Regions from separate parts of the Homo sapiens genome. Here region 2 is linked to region 1. Evidence: read pairs that join two places in POLR2A ChIA-PET (ENCODE). Cell type or tissue: B cell. All regions are shown on one strand.

Evidence for each region. Peaks named below come from ENCODE experiments on the same cell type or tissue, not always from the same donor. Only the 100,000 strongest peaks of a DNase experiment are listed, where the experiment ranks them.
Region 2: POLR2A ChIA-PET joins it to region 1 with 7 read pairs; 2 of 35 experiments call an interaction of 5 or more read pairs at or near these places.

The regions. Positions count from the first base shown.
Region 1 is chr16:4,486,075-4,491,074 of GRCh38, forward strand. All of the region lies in intron 1 of HMOX2 (heme oxygenase 2), which reads left to right. The region is part of intron 1 of LOC124903636 (a long non-coding RNA gene); the gene reads right to left. Among named protein-coding and RNA genes, the nearest start is that of HMOX2, 12 kb to the left of the region's middle. In B cell, no CTCF peak of the experiment used is centred here; no DNase peak of the experiment used is centred here; H3K27ac peaks cover 513 bases.
Region 2 is chr16:4,784,463-4,789,462 of GRCh38, forward strand. SEPTIN12 (septin 12) reads right to left here and starts at 3,883. Exons shown (of 10, transcript NM_144605.5): 1 at 3,818-3,883; 2 at 3,018-3,205; 3 at 1,518-1,643; 4 at 1,345-1,426. The coding sequence starts at 3,183. It also overlaps a transcript of SMIM22 not described here. In B cell, no CTCF peak of the experiment used is centred here; no DNase peak of the experiment used is centred here.

The DNA.
Region 1 (5,000 bases):
CTTGCTCTGATTCTGAAAGGGATTTGCAACCAAAAAAGGATAAGGATTGTTCTGACAAGTACCCTTTCTTCCCATCTTCAAAAGTACACATCTCTTAATTTGTGTCTTCAAACACAAATTGTGTTCAAAAAAGGAAGTATTTGAGTAGATTAAAGACAGAAACCCTAGGACATTCCTTTGTAAACAAACAGCCTTTTACCAAACACCAACTGTCAAGGGACTTGCCTGAGTACTTGTCCAAAGGACAGCGTGTCCCCATGTGTAGGCAGTGGTCTAATCTGGTTCCTAGGAGAGGACTGCTGAGGCCACAGCAACTTAACTGGCTAGTGTGGGTGAGGCAGAAGTGTTTGAAGCTCAAGGTCTGTCAAGGACAGCTGATTAGAGTATGTCTGTCCCTAATACAGGGTTAGAGCTCAGTACCAATGCTGGGGATGAGGTGAGTTGAAGACACAGAAACTACATGGTTTTTTGGAAGGTCACGAACTTTTCAAGGAACTAGTGGGCAACTGGAAATGATATGTGAAAGAGTAGAGGGAGCTCTGGCCTAGCTGCCAGAAAACTCTGGGCAGGTCAGGTCTGGGAACAGTGGCTAATCCAGGCCCAGCTTCCCACTGTTGATTTGGACATACAGGCCTAAGATAAGAGACCGTGCCCAGAGCCACTGGTCACTTAGCACAGGTAGTGGGAAATGGTAGCCAGCAAATGTTTAATTGAATATCTTATGTCTCCTAGACCACAGCTGAGCAAACTAGGCCAAGCTCAAGGTCCTGAGGGGAATGAGGAGCTGAGCTCAGTCCCTTTTGGCCCCCTTTCTCTTTCCCTCCTCATTTTAAGTATGGAAGCTCACTTATTTCCTTTTTGTATTGGCCATTTGTGTAGGGTTTTGTTTGAAAAAGGGCTTGAGGCTGGGCGTGGTGGCCCACGCCTGTAATCCCAGTACTTTGGGAGGCCAAAGAAAGATTGCTTGAGCCCAGGAGTTCGAGACCAACCTGGGCAACATAGTGAGACCCTGTCTCTACAAAAAAATTTTTAAAATTAGCTAGACATGGTAGTGAATGCCTGTAGTCTCAGCTGCTCGAGAGGCTAAGTTGGAAGTATCACCTGAGCCCAGGAGTTGAGGCTGCAGTGAGCTCTGATTGACCCAGTGCACTTCAGCTTGAGCAACACAGCAAGACCCTGTCTCAAAAAAAAAAAAGAAGTTGGGCACAGTGGCTCAGGCCTGTAATCCCAGCACTTTGGGAAGCCTAGGTGGGCGGATCACCTGAGATCAGGAGTTTGAGACCAGCCTGACCTCTAAAACTACAAAATTAGCCAGGCGTAGCCCAGCGGCTCATACCTGTAATCCCGGCACTTTGGGAGGCCGAGGCGGGCGGATCACCTGAGGTTGGGAGTTTGAGACCAGCCTGACCAACATGGAGAAACCCCATGTCTACTAAAAATATAAAATTGCTGGGCGCAGTGGCTCACACCTGTAATCCCAGCACGTTGGGAGGCCGAGGCGGGTGGATCACAAGGTCAGGAGATCGAGACCATCCTGTGAATGGCGAAACCCCGTCTCCACTAAAAATACAAAAAATTAGCTGGGCGTGGTGGCTGGCGCCTGTAGTCCCAGCTCCTTGGGAGGCTGAGGTGGGAGAATGGCGTGAACCCGGGAGGCGGAGGTTGCAGTGAGCTGAGAACACCAGCCTGGGAGACAGAGCGAGACTCCGTCTCAAAAAAAAAAAAAATTAGCCGGGCGCGGTGGCATATGCCTGTAATCCCAGCTACTCGGGAGGCAGAGGCAGGAGAACTGCTTGAACCCGGGAGGCGGAGGTTGCGGCGAGGGGAGATCACGCCATTGCATGCCAGCCTTGGCAACAAGAGCGAAACTCTGTCTCAAAAAAAAAAAAAAAAAAAAATGTAGCCGGGTGTGGTTTTGCATGCCTGTAATCCTAGCTACTCAGGAGGCTGAGGCAGGAGAATCACTTGAACCCGGGAGGCAGAGGTTGCAGTGAGCTCAGACCGTGCCATTGCACTCCATTGTTTCGCTGCAACGAGAGGGAAACTCCATCTCAAAAAAAAAAAAAAAAAAAACAGGCTTGAGTATACCTCTCACAGCCCTGGAGAATGCCTGAGCTGTTGGACAGTTGCCTTTTCCATTATGTCTGCTTTTTTCTAAAGCTATTCATTCATTGTTGCCTAATCATGTCCTCAGTCAGTAGTTGATGTTCTGGGCTATTTGAATTTCCTCTGAATAATGATTAATGGAGATAATGATGTTTGACCAGTTCTGGGAACTCTTGGGAATTAAAGGAATTAAACTCTTGGACATTAAACTTCACTTTAATGTGTATAGTTGTGGGTGCTGCCCCATTGGAGAAGATTGTGACAGGAAGTTACACAGTTTTACAGCAAACTGCTGGGATTTTTTATTTTTTTTTCAGTAAATTATGATAACTGTAGCATTTTCCTTTGCAATAATGATAACCTAAGGCCTTGGTGTTTCCTCTAAAATGTACATAGATACAGGATGTGGGTTTGTTACAAAGTTGTATAACTATTGCCTTTTTGTGGCTGACCCCTTCCCTAGAGAACAACATGAAGAGACCTTGCTGCTGCTATGAAACCCAGACTCTAAGGACAACTTGGGGGACATTGGATATTTTTTCACAGATGTAGACATCAAGGAGTCAGTGGTTTGTGTATGCGTTGAGTGGAGAAGGCTGGCAAGCATTTGCTACCATGACTGTTAAAAATGTGCCTGTACATTTCTTTTTTTTTTTTTTTTTGAGACAGGATCTCACTCTGTCACCCAGGCTGGAGTGCAGTGGTGTGTTTTTGGCTCAGTACAACCTCCACCATTGTGGGCTCAAGCAATCCTCCTGCCTAGGACTCCTGAGTAGCTGGGATGACAGGCATGTGCCACCACGCCCAGCTAATTTTTGTAGTTTTTTTGTAGAGACAGGGTTTTTGCCTTGTTGCCCAGGCTGGTATACATTTCTTTATATAAGGAGGGGGCAAGTAACACAGTGTTATGCTACCAATCAGGCTTTCAGAGACCATAAAACAAAATCTAAAAGGTACGCTCTTAGTAGTCATATCTGTGGAATGTAAGGAAGCCAGTTTAAGACCAATGTAATGCAGCATTTTCCCTTCACACATGAAACAGTGAGTTACTCGAGCACAAAGCATCAAATGCTTATTCCCCCCACAAGGCCATTCTTATCTTTCACCAAGTGTTTAGTCACTAGGCAGCCATCATCCTCCCTCCCTCTCTCCCTTCCTCCCTTACTTTCTTCCTTTCTTCCTTTTGCAGTGGCACAGTCATGGGCTCAAGTGATCCGCCTCAGCCTCGCGAGTAGCTGGGACCACAAGCACTCACCACCACATCCAGCTAGTTTTATTTTATTTTTAAAAATTTTTTGAAACAGAGTCCTGCTGTGTCACATAGGCTGGAGTGCAGTGGCACGGTCTTGGCTCACTGCAGCCGCCACCCCCAGGGTCAAGTGATACTCCTACCTCAGCCTCCCAGGTAGCTGGGACTACAGGCATGTGCCACCATGCTTGGCTAAGTTTTGTATTTTTTGTAGAGATGGGGTTTCACCATGTTGCCCAGGCTGGTCTGGAACTCCTGTACTCAAGCTATCCACCTGCCTTGGCCTCCCAAGGCGCTGGGATTACAGGTGTGAGCCATTGCGCCGAGCCTCATCCAGCTAATTTTATAATTTTTGGGGGGAGGTAGCAACAGAGATCTCCATATGTTACCCAGGCTGGTCTGAAACTCCTGGCCTCAGTGATCCTCCTGCCTCAGCCTCCCAAAGTGTTGGGATTACAGGCGTGAGCCACCGCGCCCAGCCCATTATTCTTATATCTGAGATTCACCTTTAATTGCCCTCTGTCATCAGCACTTTGAGAATGCCTCAATTTTGAGAATACCTTGTATTCTGGAAATCATTCATTCAGTCAACAAACCCTGACTGGTGTGTAATTGGGCAGTAGGAGGCCAAGATAAATGACCTGTAATCTGGAAAACAAACATATAAACATACACATACCATAACGAGATATGAGTGCTAGGATGGATCACAAAAGGCTTACTTAGGTAGCTCTGAATATAATATCAGGCCTACAATATTATCACTTATGTTGTTTTTTGGATCTTATTTTTAGAAACAGCACAAGCTTTTTCTTGGAGGAAATATAGCAAGGAAGAGGGGAGCTGTTCTGACTGAAGCAGGGTATGGGAGGCCCACAGCCTTTCCTGCTTTGCCTCCTGTTCAAAGCCATCCTCCCTGCAGTTCACTGAGAAATGACTCCTTGGAGCTCCAAGGAAGTCCTACAGCTAGCTAGTAGCAGACCTGGTAGTAGAAGTTAGTTCTTCTGATTCTTAGCTTTCTTAGCAGTCAGGTACCAGACTGATAAACGAAAATCAAATTTCTCCCAGTTATATGTTCCATCCCACAAAGAAGTAATAAACACATTTCTGTCAGGGGCTTCAGCCTGCCTGGATTTGTTACTGGGTTTGTTTTAAATGTTTAGCTTCCAGGCATCCAAATACATACAAAAAAGGTCTATTCCCAGGAACATACTGTAACCCTTTTCATTGTCATTTGTGGGCAGTGCCAAGCTGCCTCTAATAGCTTCTTCTGTTTTTTTGGTGGAAATTCAGTTTCCTCAGAAATCTATATAAGGGATATTTGATAAAGGTGACTAACAATCTCGTCTCTGTAAATTGATGAAGGGATGAGAGGGGTATTAGACTCATGTCCTCTTTTGAATGCACACTGCTTTTGTGGTCCGGCAGGGTTTCTCAGCGTTAGTGCTGTTGACATTTTGGGCTAGATTGTTTGTGGTGGTGGGGTATGTGTGTGTGTGTGTGCGTGCGTGCAAGCACATTTGTGCGCTATAGGACATTGAGTAGTATCCCTGACCTCTACCCACTATTGTCAGTAGCACACTCCCGTCTTTCAGTTGTGACAACTAAATATGTCTGCAAACATTTCCACGTCTCCAAACATGTT
Region 2 (5,000 bases), 300 kb after region 1:
CAGATCCTTTTAAAAACAGGTGTCAGGCCAGGCCCGATGGCTCATGCCTGTAATCCCAGCACTTTGGGAGGCGGAGGCAGGAGGATCGCTCGAGCCCAGGAATTCGAGGCTAGCCTGGGCAACATGGGGAAACGCCAACTCTACAAAAAATACACAAATTAGCTCGGTGGGGTGGCACGTGCCTGTGGTCACAGCTACTCAGGAGGCTGAGGCAGGAGGGTCCTTGAGCTTGGGGAGGTCAAGGCTGCAGTGAGCCATGATCTCGCCACTGCACTCCAGCCTGGGAAACAGACTGAGACACTGTCTCTAAATAAATAAATAAATAAATAAATAAATAAATAAATAAATAAATAAAATGAAACCAGGGCCAGGTGCGGTGGCTTATGCGTGTAATCCCAGTGCTTTGGGAGGCTGAAGCAAGTGGATCACCTGAGGTCAGTAGTTCGAGACCAGCCTGGCCAACATGGGGAAATCCCCGTCTCTACTAAAAATACAAAAATTGGGCCGGGTGCAGTGGCTCACACCTGTAATCCCAGCACTTTGGGAGACTGAGGTGGGCGGACCACCCGAGGTCAGGAGTTTGAGACCAGCCTGGCCAACGTGGTGAAACCCCGTCTCTACTAAATAAATTCAAAAAAGTAGCCGAGCGTGTTGGCGGATGTCTGTAATCCCAGCTACTTGGGAGGCTGAGGCAGGAGAATTGCTTGAACCCCGGGAGGCGGAGGTTGCAGTGAGCAGAGATTGTGCCACTGCACTCTGGCCTGGGTGACAAGAGCGAGTCTGTCTTAAAAAAAAAAAAAATTAGCCGGAAATTGCTTGAACCCAGGAGGCAGAGGTTGCAGTGAGCCGAGATTGTGTCACTGCACTCTGGCCTGGGCGACAAGAGCTAGATTCTGTCTCAAAAAAAAAAAAGATCACACAGCCTGGCTGTTCCAGGTCTGGGGTGTTTCCCAAAGGTTGAAGGGGGAGGGGCACGGACAGGAGGGGACAGCCATGGCTTGGCCCCCACCTTTGAGAACCCACCACTTGTTGCGGGCACAGTGGCTCATGCCTGTAATCCCAGCACTTTGGGAGGCCGAGGCGGGTGGATCATCTGAGGTCAGGAGTTCAAGACCAGCCTGGCCAACATGGTGAAACCCCATCTCAACTAAAAATACAAAAAAAATTAGCTGGGCGTGGTGGCGGGCGCCTGTAATCCCAGCTACTTCGGGAGGCTGAGGCAGGAGAATCACTTGAACCTGGGAGGTGGAGGTTGCAGTGAGCCGAGATCATGCCATTGCACTCCAGCCTGGGTGACAAGAGTGAAACTCTGCCTAAAAAAAAAAAAAAAGAGAGAGAACCTACCAGTTGTCATTGTTGATCTGGTCCCCGAAGCCGGGCGTGTCCGTCACCGTCAGCTTCAGCTTCACACCCTTCTCCTCTATGACTGTGGAGGGAGAGCAGAGTCGGGAGAGACTGGACCCAGGTGGGATGGGGTGGGGCAGGGTGGGGTGAGGTGTGGGCAGGGGCTCACTCACCATGGGTCAGTGAATGCAGCTGCAGCGTCTGGGGTGTGGGCACCCCCAAGCCCGGTGGGTTTGACTTCCACACTTTGGACTTGAACAGCGTGTTCACCATCGTGGACTTGCCCAGCCCGCTTTGCCCTGGGAGTGGCAACCGGATGACAGCAGTTAGGGTGGGCGTTTTAGGCAGTTTTTCTCTAACTCTTTACTTTTCTATTTTATTTTTGGAGACAGGTTCTCACTCTGTCACCCAGGCTGGAGTGCAATGATGCAATCCCCGTTCACTGCAGCCTCGACCTTCCCAGACTCTAGTGATTCTCGCACCTCGGCCTCCCTAGTAGCTGGGACTGTAGGCACACGCCACCATACCCAGCTGATTTTTGCACTGCTTTTTTTTTTTTTTTTTTTGAGACGCAGTCTCGCTCTGTCACCCAGGCTGGAGCGCGATGGTGGGATCTCGGTTCACTGCAAGCTCCGCCTCCCAGATTCACGCCATTCCCCTGTCTCAGCCTCCCAAGTAGCTGGGACTACAGGCGCCCGCCACCACGCCTGGCTAATTTTTTTGTATTTTTAGTAGAGACGGGGTTTCACCATGTTAGCCAGGATGGTCTTGATTTCCTGACCTCATGATCCGCCTGCCTCAGCCTCCCAAAGTGCTGGGATTACAGGCGTGAGCCACCACACCCGGCCTTGCACTGTTTTTTAATTTTTAAGACAGGGTCTCAATCTGTCACCCAGACTCAAGTGATCGCAGCTCACTGCAACCTCCACCCTCAGGTTCAAACGATCCTCCCACCTCAGCCCCCCAAGTAGCTGGGATTCAGGTGCATGTCACCATGCCTGGCTAATTTTTAAATTTTTTTTGTAGAGATGGGGTCTTGCTGTGTTGCCTAGGCTGGTCATGAACTCCTGGCCTCCAGGGATCCTTCTGCTTCAGTCTTGCTCTGTCACCCAGGCTGGAGTACAGTGGCGCAATCTCGGCTCACTACAACATCTGCCTCCCAGGTTCAAGCAATTCTCCTGCCTTAGCCTCCTAAGTAGCTCCTAAGTACAGGCGCCCACCACCACGCCTGGCAAATTTTTGTATTTTTAGTAGAGACGGAGTTTCCCCATGTTGGCCAGGCTGTTTTCGAACTCCTGACCTCAAGTGACCCTCCTGCCTTGGCCTTTCAAAGTGCTGGAATTACAGGCTTGAGCCACCATGCCCGGCCTCATTTTTGTACTTTTTGTAGACATTAGGTTTTGCTAGTCTCAAACTCCTGAGCTCAAGTGATCCACCCACCTCAGTCTCCCAAAACCCTGGATTATAGGTGTGAGCCACCGCTCCAGGCACATTTTTGTCTTTTAATGACTCAGCATTTCTCAAATTTTCAATGACAACATCCCTGTGAGGTGCTATTATCAGGCCCACCTAAGAGATGGGGAGGGGCGACAGGCTGCCAAAGGTGAGGCCACACGCCCAGGCACGCGTAGCACTGTGGGTCTGTCCTGCCGTGGGCCCTACCTCTCACTCACCCACCACCATGATGTTGAACTCAAACCCCATCTTCATAGCCTTGATCTTCAGCTGGTCCAGCACAGCCTCAATGCCCACAGGACCAAGCATCTCGCAGGGTGGGGTGCTGGGGCTGGAGGGCTGCGAGGACAGGCAGGGAGAGGGGGAGCGCCTCAGGGGGTCCATGGGGGCCAAGGGTTCGAGATGCCTGTCACCAGGTGGGTGGGGAGAAGGGGGTCACTGGGGCTCAGAGGAGCCCACATTGACCTCTCCTATCTGAACCCCTATTTGAGCTTGGCCGTTGGCCAACCCCCTCCACACTTCATGCCTCTGGTGTACCCTAAGTGCCTGTAGTCCCAGGGGTGTGGCAAGGGTGCCTGTGGGGAGCTGTTTCTGCAGGGTGCCTCAACACCCATCCAGAGAGGCTCCGCTGCCCAAGGGTCTGCCCTGTCCCCACCTACAGCCCAGGCAGGGGCCTCTCAGGTCGCTTCCCCCAGCAGAGCCTGGAGGGCCAGGCAAAGTCCAGGATGGGTGTTTGCAGCCAGGCTGGAGTCCTGGAGGGGCTTCAGGGAGTGTGTATGGGGTGAAGTGGCTCCCGTCCCAGCAGGAAACTTGGGCAGGGGGCTCAGGAGGAGGTGCCCCCACTTTCCCCAGGGGGACACACAGCAGAGTTGATAGAGAGCGAGAAAGACGGCACAGGCATGAAGGTGACGGAGACAGAGAGAGAGAGACCAAGGTCAGGCAGGGAAGATGGCTGGGAGGGAGCGGTGCGAAGAGCCCACGGGGGGCAGAGAGAGAGAGAAGCAGCCTGCTGTGACACCTGGTGGACGTGGGTCCTGGTGGAGCTTCCAGGAGCTGCCTTGTCCTGGCAGGGCCTGGTGTGTGTGATGGGGGAGGGGAGAGGGTGACAGTTAACCGAAGAATCTGAGCTCCATCTGCACTTGCTGTGACCCCCACCTGGAGGCTTCTCTGCAGCAGGAGCAGGAGCTGTTACCCTTCTAATCCCCACAATGACCCCAGCCTAATAATACAATAATCCCCAAGTAGAACCAGGGGCCCAAGGCCCCCTCGTCAGCTGGGCTCCCACCTCCAAGCTGACGCCCTCAACCACTCTGCTGGGGTGAGCAAACCCAGGCCCCACAGCTGGCTAGCGGGATATCCGTGTCCACGATTGGCGCCATGTGTTTTAAGTTGCAGCGTCAAAAACATGAAGAGATTGCTTTAGCAAATATTTACCCAGTCCTGACTCTGCACATGGCATCGTTCTAGGAGCCCAAAGATGTTAACTTGTTTAATAATCAAGCCCTGTGAAGTAAGTGCTGTTACTACCCCAAGCTGATAGATAAGAGAGGGTCAGGTGAGGAGGTGGCAGAGTCTCTGCCGCTCTGAGTCTGTGTGCTCACCCTCTACTGCCTTTTTCTGGTTTACAGAAACATCTAGATTTCCGGTGTATCTTAGAGGTTATCACCCTGACTTGAGATGCCCTCTTTAAATAGGCCATGTGCTTTCCAGACTGTGGTCCTCACCCCTGCCTTACTGTCTCTCTGATAAGCTGTTTCTTTTTTTGTTGTTTGTTTTTGAGACAGCCTCGCTCTGTTGCCCTTGCTGGAATGCAGTGGCGCGATCTCGGCTCACTGCAACCTCCGCCTCCTGGGTTCAAGCAATTCTCTTGCCTCAGCCTCCCAAGTAGCTGGATTACCGGTGTGCACCACCACGCTAATTTTGTATTTTTAGTAGAGAAGGGGTTTCACCACATTGGTCAGGCTAGTCACAAGCTTCTGACCTCAAGTGATCCACCAACCCTGGTCTCCCAAAGTGTTGGGATTAGTGAGCCACCATGCCTGGCCTTTTTTTTTCTTTTTTCCTTTTTTTCTTTTTTTTTTTGAGACGGAGTCTCGCTCTGTCACCCAGGCTGGAGTTTAGTGGCATGATCTCGGCTCACTGTAAGCTCTGCCTCCCGGGTTCACGCCGCTCTCCTGCCTCAGCCTCCCGAGTAGCTGGGA